Regions from separate parts of the Homo sapiens genome. Here region 1 is linked to region 2. Evidence: chromatin loops called from intact Hi-C (ENCODE). Cell type or tissue: PC-9. All regions are shown on one strand.

Region 1 (8,000 bases), 130 kb before region 2:
TACCAGGCTTCCTTTTTATTCAAAAGGCTATAGGCTGATACGTTTATTTAGATCCAAAATTTGGTTACAAGGTTGTCATTCTCTACTCTGGTGATCAAGTCAACTCTCTGTTTGCCAGGCCGTATTATAGGAATATCTTACTTATTCAGATTAAATAGGAACCTTAGTGGTCTGGCCATCTCTTTGGTTTAAGGGAACTGATGATTATTTAGCTACCACTAAAGATACGCATTCTTGTATGAGCTGTTTCATACCTTGGAAACATATATTATATTAGAAGAGACTTTACCAAGATCTCCAGACGAGGAAAAGTCAGAATTGCAGAGACAGTGCAGTTGTAGGCGATGGTTTCTCCCGTCTGTCCTCTAGAAGCCAAGATACATATTCTGAGAGTCATTACGATATTGCTGGTTTAGAAAATGTGCTTTGTCCTAAAAGACAGCATTCCAGCCCCTTAGAGTAGACTCCAATTGTCACTATAACTGAAGATCAACCATTGGTAGGTTATAGGATACATAATAAGAACAGTAAATACTATTGCATCAGTTTACAGCCAGCTTCTTTCATAGTGAAGTGAGTTCTGTGATTAGGAGCAATGCTATGGGAGAGATAACATGGTGTATGCAAGGTATTCAGTGAGGATAGATACTGGCATAGACATCATGGGCGAGTTTTACTGCCTAAAATTCTGCACACTTGGAGATTTTTACTTTCTAAGACCTCTAATACTCCCTGGAGTTGTAAAAATTTTGTGCTTCAGATGGTTGTCATATTACAGGCACCCTACATATTCATTTATGTAGGCCAGGCTTTTCTTTTATCTTACTGAATAAATTCTATCTAATGATATTAGCATATCACTCTTTCCATTCTGACCACAGCTCTCCTTTCCATTTTTATCTTGACTATACACATACCCAAAGTCTAACTGAACTGCACCTTTTCTCAACATGCATAGAAAAATCTAATTCTGCCTGTAAAGGCTCACAATATTTTAGATCTTTTTGCAACTTTTCACAGCTTAGTTACTTGTGCGTATCTCTCATTCTGTAATTTGTTCCATTAGCTTTATTTTACAAATAAGAAAGCTGAGATTCAGAGTTTTAAGAGACTTATTCAAAAGTCCACAGATATACACTAGAGACTGATTAGAATAAAGGAAGAGATAATCAAAACCAAATAATACCTCTGTAGAAAGGAACTAACTTTTCTTTTTTTTCTTTTTATTACTTTATAAGATTGAGAGGTTCGTCATCTTTCTTTGTTAATACTTACTAGGAAAGATTTTGATAATATTCATTTGTGATCATTGTGATGTTTATGTTACTTGTACTTGATATTTATTTTTAATAGGAAAAACTCAAAAGAGAGGCAAAAGAAAACACAGCTACTCTTAAAGAAAAAAAAGACAAGGTAAGAGCATATAATTCTCATAGTTTTAAAATACCAATTCATTTTCTAACTTCTACTTAGAAATGATTTTTTGTTTATAAGTAGGAAAATAACATTTTACATATATCATACAATTTCATTTTCTAAATTGTTTCTTGCTATTTATTAATTCAAAAGCATTTTAGCTAAAAATTTCAAAATTTTGTCATTTGGAGATTTGGAGAAGGTTTCAGTCTAATGCAGAAACAAAAAAGAAGAAAAAAAGAAGGTTTCAGTCTTTCTCTACAATTCTTATTATAGTTTTAATTTAATTAGGTACCTCTGTGTTTCTCTCTTAAGAATTTTTTAATGTTAGAGGCAAAATATTTTCATAAACAATTCTAAAGTTTATTTAGATTATGTCTAATTTTGGGTTTTGAGGGGGCTTAATAAATGACATCCTGTTTTCCTCACTTATATTCTGAACCAATTGAGAAAGACAAGGGAGAATAAAAATAATATTTTTATTATTGAAGACTTTATTAAAAAGTATCAATATTTTAAATACTGGAGAATGCAGTTTATATTTGAAGGCAATAGGATCTCTTAATCTTGAAATCCCAAATTAGACAAATTTATCTTCTGCCACAAGTAGAGCTTGACTAGCATAGGTCTACCCACTTGATCATCTGCTCTTGTAAAACTTAGGGTATAAAGGAGAAGAGCAGAATTTATGTGTAATTCTAATAGTTCTCAAGGGGAGTAATAAGGAAGAGGCTGAGCTGTATGTGTCCAGCTTCTCCTTTTCTTTAAATTCACCAATCACATTAAGTAATTTTTTCTCCCCTAAGGAATCAGGAAGAGGTTTGGAATGTTACCCTAGTGGTACTCCCTACATATGGAAGGAAACATCAGTCATAGAGAAGAAGAATACCCCTCAGCTTCTAACCTATTTGATAATATAGGATCATTGCAGAAGAATTTTGATTTAGCAAATTTTTGGTTAAAATGATTAAGAATTTTCTTTACATATAGTGATATAATCTCCTAAGTTCCCACAGAGGTTGCTCTGATTATAGTTAAACTGGAAGGAAATGACACTCAGAGTAGTTTGAGAACAGTTCATTATATTTTATTACACTTGAGTTAAAAGAGAATAAAGGAAAGATGCACTGAACCTGTGAGTGAATACTGAGTGCTTTGTATGTTCCAGACACTGTGCTAGACACTTGAAAACATTATATCTGAAGAAATTATAATCATAATAAAATTATGCAGAATGGTTAGATATAGACTTAAGGAAGTATCTAATGAATATAAGCAAATTGGTTAATCTCCAATATTCTTTTTTAAATTTAGAATGTCTTCATATTATGAAAGTATGTATCACATATTCTTATAGAGATATTTTGATTCATGTACAATTCTATATGTTTCCATTATCAAGTAGATTAGCAAATGCCATATATTTTATCTGAGAGTCTAGATATATATGTTGGAAAATGAACCATATATATGTTGGAAAATGAGAAAAATGATGAATGAAGAAATTTAACTAGGCTTTTTTTTTTTTTGCTGTGCTTTATTCCAACACTACTGAAACATAAGGCTTGTTAAATTTACCAAACGTTTCTGAGTTTGGACAAGTTACTTAACTTCTTCGTGTTTCAATTTTCTCATCTATAAAGGGATAATAATAATACCTATTTCCTAAAGTTGTTATGAGGATTAAATGAGATGGTATTTGTAAAACATTTAAAATAGTGCTTGGGACATAGCACATGCCTTATAAATGTTTGTTTGAAAAATACAACAGAGAAAATTGTGAATTTTCTGGAAAGGGATAGTTCAGTATTGTCACATGAGAATTTTCTTTAGGCTACCAGCGAAATGTCAAATTCCAGATATGGCCACAAGGTGGTGCAGTGACCTTAAATTGTCATTCTCCTACCTGTAGGGAGGAACAATTTGTCCATTAAAGCAGTTACATTTTGGCGGTTCCAAAGTTTACCCCTGATGAATCCAGAGAGCAGTAAAAAAATTGCTCTCATCAAAATTTTGTCATCAACTATGATGTATAAATATGTAGGGAAAAGGATACAGAAATGCAATTCTGAAAAAATTCATACTTGCTAGAAAAAGGATTATGAAATGACAGATCACTAGAATTACGCAGGAAAGATATAAGCCATCTCATTTAGCCTCTTGATTTATAGATGAATAAATTTAAGCTTGGAGATACTTGAAGATTTACTTAAATAATCCGGAAAGATAGGAAAGATCTAGGAGAAAAGACCATATGATGTACCTGGCTCCTAGTTCAATGATTTTTTTATAGTACATGTAGTTGCCTCTTTATCCTATACTCTAATTTAAACGCACTGAAAGTTCAGCCACCATGCTTTCAAATTTTGTCCTTGTATTCCCTTTTTGTGTGTGTGTGCTCTAGAGAATTCAGAGAAAGGAGAGATGTTCTCAGAAGAACATGGTCCTGTAAAGGAGGGCTCTACAATGAAAGGCAGTAGGAGAACTGAAAGAACACGATTCTAGAAAAAGGGGAATTTGAGTTTCACAGCTAACTAGCTGTGGAATTGAGTAAATTAACATGCCTCAATTTCCTTACAATTTCCTTATGAATAATTGCCACGATTGTATTCGTGGAGATGGTGGTGACCAAAGAAACTGTAAAATAGAAAGTGATGAGCATGAGTTTCATGTAGAATCCCACTAAAGCAACTATTACTAGCTTTTACTAGAAAGTTAGGTCAGGTGCTAAAAGAAGCTGTATACAAAGGTAGAGTGAAAGAGAACTGAGGAAACTGAGTTGAAAAAATGTCAAGTATTTAGAGTAAACTTGCAATTTATTTATTTAGAATTGAAGCAAATAGCCATTTTCTCAGTTTTTTTCCCTGAAAATTTTTCTCATTCTTTACTTTCATAATTATTCTCCTTGCTTTTGGAGGCAAGTTAGGCTGGTGGATAGGAAAAGGCTGATATTTTTATAGGTGAAAAAGAAGAAGTATCAATGTATGAAAGAGAACGAATGAAAGTTAGAATAGATTTCCTTCTGACTTTTAGGCTATTGTAATGAACCATAGATTAGGGCTTTTTGCCACCAGGAGTAAAGATTTTTTTTTATTTTTTAAAGAGAATCCTCAACTTTTGGTCAGAGAGTTGAGATATCTTATTTGTTTTCATTTTTAAAAATTTAACTTTTATTTTAAGTTCAGGGGTACATGTACAGATTTATTATATAGGTAAACTTCTGTCATGGGGGTTTGTTGTACAGATTATTTTGTCACCCAGGTATTAAACCTATACCCGTTAGTTATTTTTCCTGATCCTCTTCCTCCTCCCATCCTGCATGCTCCCATAGGCCCCAGTGTGTTTTGTTGTCTCCCTCTATGTGTCCATGTGTTCTCATGATTTAGCTCCCACTTATAAATGAGTCCATGTGGTATTTGGCTTTCTGTTCCTGCATTAGTTTGCTAAGAATAACGACCTCCAGGATATCTTATTTGTTTTCATAGAGGCTCTGTGAAGACAGGCAGGGGCAGATAACATTTGCATCTTAAATGGACAAGTAAAGTGACAAAGAAGATAACTGTAACTTATTCAAACTTATCTAGTCAGTGATAAATTTAGGGATAAATTTGCTTATTTTGTTGTGAATTCTACTAGTTGCTGCACTTTAATTAAAGAAATAAATAATTAATGTGACATTTAGTGATGGTTTTATTCATTCTTGTTGTTCAATGCAGAAAACACAAACATTTTTATTGGAAACACCTGAAATTTATTGGAAATTGGATTCTAAAGCAGTTCCTTCACAAACTGTATCTCGAAATTTCACATCAGTTGATCATGGCATATCCAAAGATAAAAGAGACTATCTGTGGACATCTGCCAAAAATACTTTATCTACACCATTGCCAAAGGTTTGTGTCTAAATTTTCCATGTTAGTAGTAATTTTTTAAATAAATAAATAAAGTTCTGTTATCACCATATATCTGGCATCACGCACACATATATAACTAGTTTCTTGAAAGTTTCAATTTTTTTTGTGGTATCAGCATGAAATGTAAAGACAAGGTCTTGCTGTGTTGCCTAGGATGGTCTTGAACTCCTGGCCTTAACTCATCCTCCTGTCTTGGCCTCCCAAAGTATTGGGATTATAGGTGTAAGCCACTGTGCCTGGCCTTCAACATGAAATTGTTTCATTTTTTTCGATCACTGTCCACAACTTAATGTCATCTTGGGCAGATTTCATAACTTAATAGTTATTTATCAGTGTTTAAGGCCCTGACACAGGAAATCTGATTCTGACTTGACATTTTATAGCATCACCACAGTTACTACTTCCCTTTGCTGTTTACCCCAATCATCTTGCATCTGTAGTCCTTGGCAGTCATCTTGGAGCAGATGCCTCTAGCAAAGTGGCTCAGTTCTGACTGTCTTTCATATAGCCACTTAATCCATGGGGAATTCATACAACTTTTCCATGCTAAATGGCAGTGCAGATGCTTTACTTTTGATCTCTCTTACCTCTCTCTCGTTTCCTTTTCCTCTCCTCAGCTAGATACAAAGACAAACAAATTTGCTGCCTACATTCATATCTAACTAGGGAATGAGATGCCAGTCTTTCTTTCTTGGAAGCACTCCTAATATTCTTTATAAAGATGCTCTTGGAGTTCCTGCCTCACTTGTCTTGGGAGTTGAAAAGGATCTCAATTGTCTCCATCCCACTAAGTTTAAATGTTACGCCTTTTCCTTCTCAGTTTCCCAGTTGTGTTTGATGGTGTCTGCAAGGTGTCTGCAAGTCTCTGAGACTTTGTTTTTCTTCATTTTTTTTCTATTCCATATCAGTTGAATTATATTCAGGCTCATGGATTCTTCTTCTGCTTGCCCAAATCTGCTATTGAGCCCTTCTAGTAAATTTTTCATTTCAGCTATTGTATTTTTTAATTCCAGAATTTCTATTTGGTTCTTTTGATAATTTATTTCTTTTTATTGATATTCCATTTAGTGAGATGTTGTTTTCATGCTTTTCTTCATTTCTTTGACATAATTTTCTTTAGCTCTTTGAACATATTTAAAATAGCTGACTTTAAATCTTTGTCTAGTTAAGTCCAATGTCAAGGCTTCCTCAGGGAGAGTTTCTGTTGTTTGTTCTTTTACTTTTCTATTTGGGCCATACTTTCTTCTTTCTTTGCATGTCTCATATTTTTTGTTTAAACTGGCCATTTAAAAATATAACAACTCTGGAAATCAGATTCTCTCCTATTCCCATGATTTGTTGTTGCTACTTGTTGTAGTTATTGTTTGTTTTGTGACTTTTCTAGACTAATTCTGTAAAGTTTGTATTTTTTGTTGTGAGTGCCACTAAAGGTTCTCCTTGATTAGCTTAGTTTTTAGCTAATGTTTGGACACAAATTTCTTCAAATGCCTAGAATGAATAAATTTCCCAATCTTTGTCAAAGGTCTCTATTATATGTGTATAAGGGCATGCTTTCAACACTTAGCCAGGTAGTTGACAACTCTGCCTTAGCTTTCCATTCCTGCTTGTAGAGAATCTCAAGATTAGCCAGTGGTGAAAACTTAGGGCCTTTTCAGGACCTTCCTGAGCCTATAGATAGCCCTACACATATGCGTGGCCTTCTATATTTCCAGGAATATATCAAGGCTTTTCAAAGCTTCCCCATGGATATTTCATTTCCTAGCTTTTCTTTCAAGGTTTTTGGTTAGTCTTTTGTTTGTCCCAACTATTCATCACTGCTTCACGTTGCTGCAAAGTTAAAACGTTTGTTGTTTTTGACAAATTCTGCCCCCTACTTCACACACACACCAAGGAGAAGGCATTTTTTCACTAGTGAGCCCTCAGGTTGAATGTAATCAGCTATCAGCCTTGTAAGTGGGATCTTGCAGAGACTCACCAGACAAATCAAATACTGACAATTCTTTGGGAATAAAGCTTTGAAAGAGCTTCAGTTCTGTTCTGTTCTGTTCTGTCTGGTGGTTGCCAGGCTGCCCCAGGAACGTGGGCTGTTATTCTTTAAGGATAACATAGAGCTAGAGCAGGGGATGGGACTGGGGAAGTTAAGACACCACGAAGTTTGGGTTTCCTAAAGAGGTTTAGCCATTTTATTTTATTTTTTTAAAGAATAAGCACTCTCCAGGTGGCTGCAAGCCTTTGGTTAATTTCCAGAGTTCTGAAAAAAACTGATTCCGACAAGTTTTTACCAATATTTTTATGGCTTTTATGGAGGAGTGAATTTTTAGAGCTCATTACTCTGCCATTTGTACTGATGTCTCTGACCTTAACTTTTTAAATTACATTTAATTTAATTTTTGTTTTTGCTCTGTTGCCTGGGCTGGGCTGCAGTGGCATGATCATGGCCCACTGCTACCTTGAACTCCTGGCTCAAGCAATTCTCCTGCTTCAGCCTCCTGAGTAGCTGAGGCTATAGGGATGGGCCACCATACCTGGCTATGTTTTTTTAATTAAAAAAAATTTTAGAGTTGGGGTCTTGCTATGTTGCTCAGTCTAGTTTTGAACTGGCCTCAAGCAATCCTCCTGCCTTGGTCTTCCAAAGTGCTGGGATTACAGGCATAAGCCACTGTACTTGGC
Region 2 (8,000 bases):
TGTCTTCTGGCAAGAAATGAGCATGTGACCCAAGTGTGGCCCATTAGAGTCTGTCTCTGTGGAACTTGAATCTTGAGAAGAGTGACACAGGGCTTAAGAGTGCCTGGAGCACATTTGTCCTGAGGTGGTGTGTCTCAGTCCCCACCACCTGGATCTGCAGCAACTTTTTTCTTCCCATCCATCTCAAGGCCCAGTTGTTCAGCCTTTCTTTTGATGCTACAACATCTTCTTGAAGTAAATTATTTTTTTTTTTTCTAAAGTAAACCGGACTCTGTTACTGTTGCTTATAATCAAAGAAACTTGAAAAATCCATCCTCTACTCATTTTCTTCGTCCTTTTCTAGGCTTCTTCCCAACCTAAAGCTCTTTAGTGGTGTCTTAGTCATTTGGGCTGTTATAAAAAATACCATACAGTCAGTGCCTTATAAAAAACAGAAATTTATTTCTCATGGTTCTAGAGGCTGGAAAGTCCAAAATCCAGGTGCTGGCAGATTTATTGCATAGTGAGGGCCCACCTCCTGGTTCATTGATGACAGTCTTTTTGCTGTGTCCAAATGTGGAGGAAGGGGCAGAGGAGCCCTCCAGGCCTCTTTTTAAAAGGGCACTAATCCCATCACAACCCAGAACACTCATGACCTAATCAACCCCCAAAAACCTCCCTCCAAATACCATCACATTGAGATTAGGTTTCAGTATGTGAATTTTGAGGGACACAAACATTCGGATGACAGAAAGTGGCTTCACATTTCTATGAGAATAAGACCCAAGTCTCAACCACAATCTGTAAGGCCCAGCCCTATCCGGCTGTCTGGCCCATGGGGACCGCTCTGCCCACCCTCCCACCCTGACTTTTCCTTTGCTCCCTCTTCCACCCCACTCACCTTCTCTCATTTCTTTGGGTGCTCCCTGCTCTCTCATCACAGGGATTTCACAGCCGCACCCCTCTGCCTGCAGTGCTCTTGAGTCTGCCTTCCCATGCCCTCCACATGCCCTTGGCAGGGTTGATTAGGTTAGGGGCTTTCTTAATGCACCTGGTACTTCTGCATCATGGCACTCACCTCAATTTGTAATTGGATATCTACATGTTGATTATTTGATTATTGCTTATCTCCCTCAATAGACTATAAGCTTCATGAGGACATGTTTTTGTCCATGATTATATTCTGGTGATTGACCTAGATGTACATAGGAAAAGCCCAAAACATCTTTTAAATTTCTTTTTTTTTTTTCTTTTTAAGATGGAGTCTCACTCTGTCACCAGGCTGGAGTGCAGTGGCACTATCTCTGCTCACTTCAAGCTCCACCTACTGGGTTTGAGCGATTCTCCTCCCTCAGCCTCCGGAGTAGCTGGGGCTACAGGTGCATGCCACCATGCTGAGCTAAGTTTTGTATTTTTTGTAGAGACGGGGTTTCACCATGTTGGCCAGGATGGTCTCGATCTCTTGACCTCGTGATCTGCCCACCTCGGCCTCCCAAAGTGCTGGGATTACAGGTGTGAGCCACTGTGCCCAGCTTAAATTTCTTTATTATAGGTTCAGGGGTACATATGCAGGTTTGTTACATGGATATATTGTGTGATAGCGAGATTTGGGCTTCAATTGAACTTGTCACCCAAATAGTGAACATAGGACCCAATAGGTAGTTTTTAGACCCTTGCCCCCTGCCTCCCTCCTTCATTTTTAAAGTCCTCAGTGTCTGTTGTTCTCATCTTTGTGTCCATGTGTACCCAATGCCAAAAAATTTTTGTGGAATGAATACGTTTTAAAAAGTGAAGTCTGACCTTGTCAGACCACCTGAGAGATGAACCTGTGTTCCTAGCCTTCTTCTCACAATACGATTTCTGAGCTTCCTCTGCTCCCTTTAGGGCTCTGGTCTGCACTAGCATTTGATGGCTGGAATAGTTTAACAGCACACATAAGCATGGTTTTTGCTAACATGCTTTCCTACAGTTCTTCTTTCTCTGGCTTTCTATTGTACTCCTGTCTAATGTTGACCTCCTGCCACTTGATTATATTCTCCTACTGAGGCCTATTTTGTGATAGAATGGTTACATTCTTGAAAGCAGGAACTAGCGGGATAAAGGCTAACTCTTTTCCTGGTTCTGCCCCTTTGTAGCTGGGTGGACATTGGCTAATTCATTTAACTTCACTGAAACTTAATTTACTCATTTTAAAAATGGGGATGATATCTGTTCCACTAAATATAGCTGTCCCTTGATGTCCATGGTGGAGCAGCTACAGGACTGCCTGCAGATACCCCAGTCCACGGATGCTCAAGTCCCTTATGTAAAATGGTGTAGTATGTGCATATAACTTACACACATCTTCCCGTGTGCTTCAAATACTCTTTAGATTACTTAAAATACCTAATACAATGTAAATGTTATGTAAATAATTGTTATGCTGTATTGTTTAGGAAATGACAATAAGAAAAATGTTCAGTATAGACACATCCATTTTTTAAAAGAAAATATTTTAGATTCACAGTTCGTTGAACCTGTGAATGCAAAGAGATAATCAATGTCAAGGCACTTCAGAAAGTTGCTAAATTAATACATAATGTAAGAAGTATTTATTATTACTTTACACCTGAATGTTTGTGTCCCCCCCATTCATATGTTAAAATCGAAACCTCAAAGTTGATAGTATTAGGAGATGGGGCCTTTGGGAGGTTATTAGGTTATGGGGTGGGGCTCTCATGAATGGGATGAGTGCCCACATGAGAGAGGTCTGAAAGAAAACCCCTTCCCCTTCTACCATGTGAGGACACAGAAGGCACTATCCATGAACCAGAAAGCGGGCCCTCACCAGACATCGAATCTGCCAGCACCTTGATCTCGCACTTTCCAGCCTCCAGGACTTCGAGAAATAAATTTCTGTTGTTTAAAAGCTATACAGTTTACGGTATTTTGTTGTGAGCCGGAGTGTACTGAGAGGATACCTTTCTGATATTCATCATAAGATTTGGTTTCTGGTAGGCACTCTCCAAATGCTATATAGTGCTTTATTGTAGCTGCCCTTACTTCAGATAGTGAGTGAAATAAGATGTGCTACTAGTTACGCTGAGTACGTACCAAGAGCCAGGCACGGAGCTAAGGGCTTCGCATGTGATGCTTCCGTGGATCCTTGCAATATTATAAAACTGACGTTAGTTTTTCTCATTTGACTGAGGACAAAATGAGGCTAGAAGAGGTTAAGCGACTTATTCAAGGCCACATAGCTTACAAATTGGGGAGCTGGGATTCACGTACAAGCCACTGATTCCGAGGGCAGTGCTGTTCACCAGGGTCCACACGGCCGCCTTTACCCTGCACATCCTTTCCGGGGCGGGCCAAAAGTTATACTTTACTGAGGGCGTCCTATGTTCTGGGCACTAAGCAGGCTGATACACATACTTCCCCTCACTTAATGTTTACATATTATCATCATTTCACAAATGAGGAAACAGAAGCTTAGAGCGAAAAGCTGCACTGTTGCCCCCGGGTAGGATACAGAAAGCTGCAACAGGCCGCCACTGCTACTATTGCAATAATAGAGAAAAGTGGATCAATTGTGAAAATCCCATATTTAAAGACAATGGAGAGCAGTGGAAGCAACGAGCAGGACAACTGAACTAGAGAAGGAAGCATCCTTCCTAGGCCCTCATCCCACCTCACTTTCTTCCCTCTGGGCATTTGCCTATTCAGAGCTTGGGTGAGGGCTTGACCTAAGCCAGCGAGACTCTGAGGAGGGAGAGAGGAAACAGAGGTTGTAGCAGTTTCTCGGGAAAGGCATGACAGACTAGAAACCAGAGGAGCCCTAAAGGTAAGACAGGTTTTCCCCGAGGGACATTTGCTAAACTCTGGGATGCCGATAAGGAGGCTCAAACACATGGGATCTAACACTCACTAAATCTGGGGCTGAGTGCCCGCACCACAAGACAGTTTTGTTTTGAATTTCTTTCCTGGGGCCTGTCAAGCCCAAGAGATCAAATTTGCCCACCTTTTCCCTGGAACCTTTACATTCCTCAGCACCAATTGTCTGGATTTTTTGCGGCAGGTAGATTTTTCCCAGACATTGGCGCCCCCTGCTGTCAGACAGCAGCTTTGCAGGGACTTGGAGCCTGGCTCACAAACCATCGTAATGCTGATGGGGACAGAAAATAAAGGGTCGCTCGATGTCCGCAGGGTACTGCTGAGCCTGGTGGGCTGCTCAGGAAACCACAGGTCATCTGGAACGCCTCAGACTGCCCCAGCCCCACGCTGCTGCTGGCTGCTTCCCGGTGTCGGTGGCAGAGTCTGGGACCTTGGGAGCCTTTTACCGTGCTCCCAAGAATCAGGGGTTTAACCCCAATGGATGATGACTTCCAAAGTCTGAGATGGGCTAGTCTCACTGGTTTCTACCAGTGAGACTCGTCCTGAGTGTTAACTCTACCTGACTTGTCCTGAGTGTTAACTGTCCAGACTGGTAGATACCTGTGGCTTCAAGTCCCTGTCTGTAAAATGAAGTCAACGGTGCCCACTGCACAGGGCTGTTTGTGCGTTAAATGAGACAGTGTGTATGGAGGGCTTAGCATTGCCTGATATAGAGTTAGAGCTGGGTTACTAGTGAGAATAGCAGTGGAAATTCTTGTTGTTAGGGCCGCCCCCGCTCCATCTTCCTCAAGCTCCTCGAAGGGAGCTGCACTGGCCACCTCTTAGAAGTGGTGAGAGCTGGCCTGAATGCTCTGGGCCGTTCGGACATCCTCAGCCTTCCTTACAATGGGACAGCAGGAGTAGGATCCTGGTACTCAGGGCTGAGAAAGAGGAAGACCTGGGCTTGGGAGAGGAGACACCAGACAGTTCCCTGGACTTCAGCCTCCTTTCTGTGACTGGCTAGCATTAGCTGTTCTCAAACCTCAGGCCTGTGGAAGCTGAGTCGTCTTCCTAAGTAAATTGCTAAAACTGTCTCTGGAAAACTGTCTTTGTGAAGGCTGCATCTCAGTCTCACATTCAAGGATGAAACTCTGACTGCCCTAAATGGAGGAGTTGACAGAGCTAATGGAGAGCAGTGGTTAGATGACACAAGATTGTTCTTGACTTGGAGAACTGCTCTTCTGACTGCTTTGTGTGGGCGTCACATGCTGGCTGCTAGGGAATCCATGGGTGTGGGGGTGAAATGCTGTCTGGGGACTTTTTGGTGCCAGACTTCTGGGATGAGACAGCCTGGATGGGGGCCTCGGTCCTCCAGTTTCCTGGGGAGCTAAGACCTTTGGAATACGGGGCTTCAGCTCTGGATTGCACCCATTTCCTGGTTTGTAGTTTCCCTAGCTCTCAGGTCACCCAGTCACCAGCACCCTTAGCAGCAGTCTCACGGAGGTTTATTTCCTGGCAAGAAAGAAAACTTCTCATCCCTCTATTTTGAAAGCACACACCATTCCTTGGGTGCCCATCTGCACTCCCAGGTCTTGCCACCCACTCCCTCATGGGCCCTGCTGTGATCCTGTCCCACAGTGGGCCTTGCCTCACCTCTGGCTGGAGAGGTTGCAGCTGGTTGCCAAGCCCCTGGAATGCCCTCCCAGGGTCCCAGAGTCTGCTACCCACACAGAGATGGAGCCAGCAGCAGTGTGAGGCTGGGGCCGAGTCTGAGGCCTTCCAGGCGACCTGTGCTTTCCTGGGCAGCCTGCCAGGCCCCAGCAGCAGTCTGCAGACATTGAGTGAGCCTTTATTTCCTGTCCCCATCAGCACTATGACTCAGTTTGTGACTTTTTTACCTGCTCACCTATGTTACCTTAGGTTTGGGCCTTGTGACTTCGTTTTGTCCTAGGGTTGCCAGAAAAAATGCAAGATGTCCAGTTAAATTTGAATTTCAGATAGATAAGGAATCATTTTTTTTTTAAGTATGTCCCAAATATTGCATGAGTTATCCTCATCCTAAAAAGTGATTCCTTGTTTATCTGAAGTTCAAATTTAACTGACTGTCCTATATTTTTATTCACTAAATTTCTATTCACAGTTAACTGGGCATCCTATATTTTTATTCAGTAAACTTGGCAACCCTGTTCTCATCTCCCCCATCAGAGGGGGACTTCCTGAACTCAGGAACTTTCTGAACTTTCTCGGGGAGGCTTCCAGCCTGACTGCAGGGACTTAACCCCACTGTTTAGAAGAATCATAATGGATGATTTCTTCCTCAGACTGGGAGATCCTTGAAGGTAGGACTTGTGTCCCCCTCCCACTGCCACACCTTAGATGCTCGAACTAGGGCCAAGGGGCTCAGCACCTTGTGAACGAGGTAGGTCCCCTCGGGGCTAAAACCACAGGGACCTTGGTGCTGTTTGCCTGCTCAAGGGACCATATTTCCTGAAATGGCACAGGGCTGGTGAGCGGCAGGGAGCCTTGAGAGGAGATTCCCTGGGATCACATGTCCTGTGACAGCTGCTGGGCTGGGGAATGTGCTCTGAGCTAGGTGGGCTTCCTGTGGGGGCCTCATGTCATTTTACCAGATACAGAGGTGCATTTTACCCTTTCTGCCACATATGGTATGAGATAATGGGCAGGCCTGGACCCTGTTTTCTCTGCCCGATGGCCTATCAATTTCTTGCCTCATCTCAGAACAAAGGGCTAACTCCTTATATAGATGAGGGGAAATGATTTGCCCAGACACCAATCAAATTAAGGGAAGAATTGGGACCAGGATAAGTTCTTTTGGTTCTCAGTCCAGTGCTCAGCACAAGTCTGTCTTTCTGTGGGCAGCAAGGACTTGAGGCAGGACGTTTACTGGAGCCCTGAGCCCTGGCAGCAGCAACTGGTTATTGCTTCTGTTCTCAGCAGTGATGACAGAGAGTGTCAAAACCGAATATTCACTGGAGGCAGAGTCTGAACACTTCACATAAGATGTGGTGAATCATATGGTTGAAGGGAAATCCCTGCAGGTTATACACTGATAGCCTAGCTAATTTTAGGGAGATAGACAGGGAGAGCTTCTGGTGTTTATGTTTTGAAATTTCCCTTTTTTTTTTTCTCCATAAAGGAAAAATAAACTTTGTCCTTGGGTGGTGAAGCCGAGGAGGCCTCTGGAAGCTGTGCTCAGTTAGTGACAATGCCAAAGTATGAACACTCCTGTAGATTGCCCCTGGGCTCACAGGATCCTTCGCCTTCCCCTCCCGTCCTTAGCTCTCCACTCATTTCTAGAAACCCTTGCAATGTGCACGGGCCATTCCAGATGTTACTGTGTTAGAGGCATAGAGGTTACTGGGTCCTACCTGCAAGGGTGTCTCTTTATCAAAAGGGCAGACTTGGCCGGGCGCGGTGGCTCACGCTTGTAATCCCAGCACTTTGGGAGGCCGAGGCGGGCGGATCACGAGGTCAGGAGATCGAGACCATCCTGGCTAACACGGTGAAACCCCGTCTCTACTAAAAATACAAAAAAAATCAGCTGGGCGTGGTGGTGGGCGCCTGTAGTCCCAGCTACTCGGGAGGCTGAGGCAGGAGAATGGCGTGAACCCTGGAGGCGGAGCTTGCAGTGAGCCGAGATTGCGCCACTGCACTCCCGCCTGGGCCACAGAGCGAGACTCCGTCTCAAAAAAAAAAAAAAAAGGGCAGACTTTTCTGCTTTTGCCTGAGCTCTCCTTAGTATATTACCTTTCCCCCACCCACATCGTTATCACCCTTTTTGCTGCATATCAACCCCCCAAGGGGCCCCTTAGAATCCTCCGTTGGAACTTGCCCACAGTCTCTGACGGGAGAGGGGTACTTCTGCAGTTGGGATTTTTAAACTGGAGCCCTTTTCCCTTGGGCAAACTCTTCCCCCGACCTCTTGTCCACCTGGCAGCTCTTAGAAGTGATTAATGGAGTAGTCTCTCATTACATTGCTAGAGGGGAGAAGGTGAGGAGGCTGAATAAAAGAGAGAGGGCCCTGGGTTTGGGTGGATGGGCTTGTCTCTCTGGAGGGGCCCGGATGTCCTTTTAATACCTGGGATTTCATGCACAGATTCCTCTGTGGTCAATAAATTACATTTTAAAATGTTTTAACTAAAATGAAA

Evidence for each region. Peaks named below come from ENCODE experiments on the same cell type or tissue, not always from the same donor. Only the 100,000 strongest peaks of a DNase experiment are listed, where the experiment ranks them.
Region 1: a loop joins it to region 2, with 16 times the contacts of the local background. A loop is called at or near these places in 107 of 110 quality-filtered maps.

Annotation. Positions count from the first base shown.
Region 1 is chr1:114,976,204-114,984,203 of GRCh38, forward strand. SYCP1 (synaptonemal complex protein 1) reads left to right here. Exons shown (of 32, transcript NM_003176.4): 28 at 1,354-1,413; 29 at 5,133-5,309. Among named protein-coding and RNA genes, the nearest start is that of TSHB, 50 kb to the right of the region's middle. In PC-9, a CTCF peak has its summit at 3,290 (motif pointing right); a DNase peak (open chromatin) is centred at 3,288.
Region 2 is chr1:115,108,917-115,116,916 of GRCh38, forward strand. No RefSeq gene overlaps it. Among named protein-coding and RNA genes, the nearest start is that of LINC01765, 13 kb to the left of the region's middle. In PC-9, CTCF peaks have their summits at 4,057 (motif pointing left) and 4,258; DNase peaks (open chromatin) are centred at 5,325, 5,675 and 7,794; H3K27ac peaks cover 2,890 bases.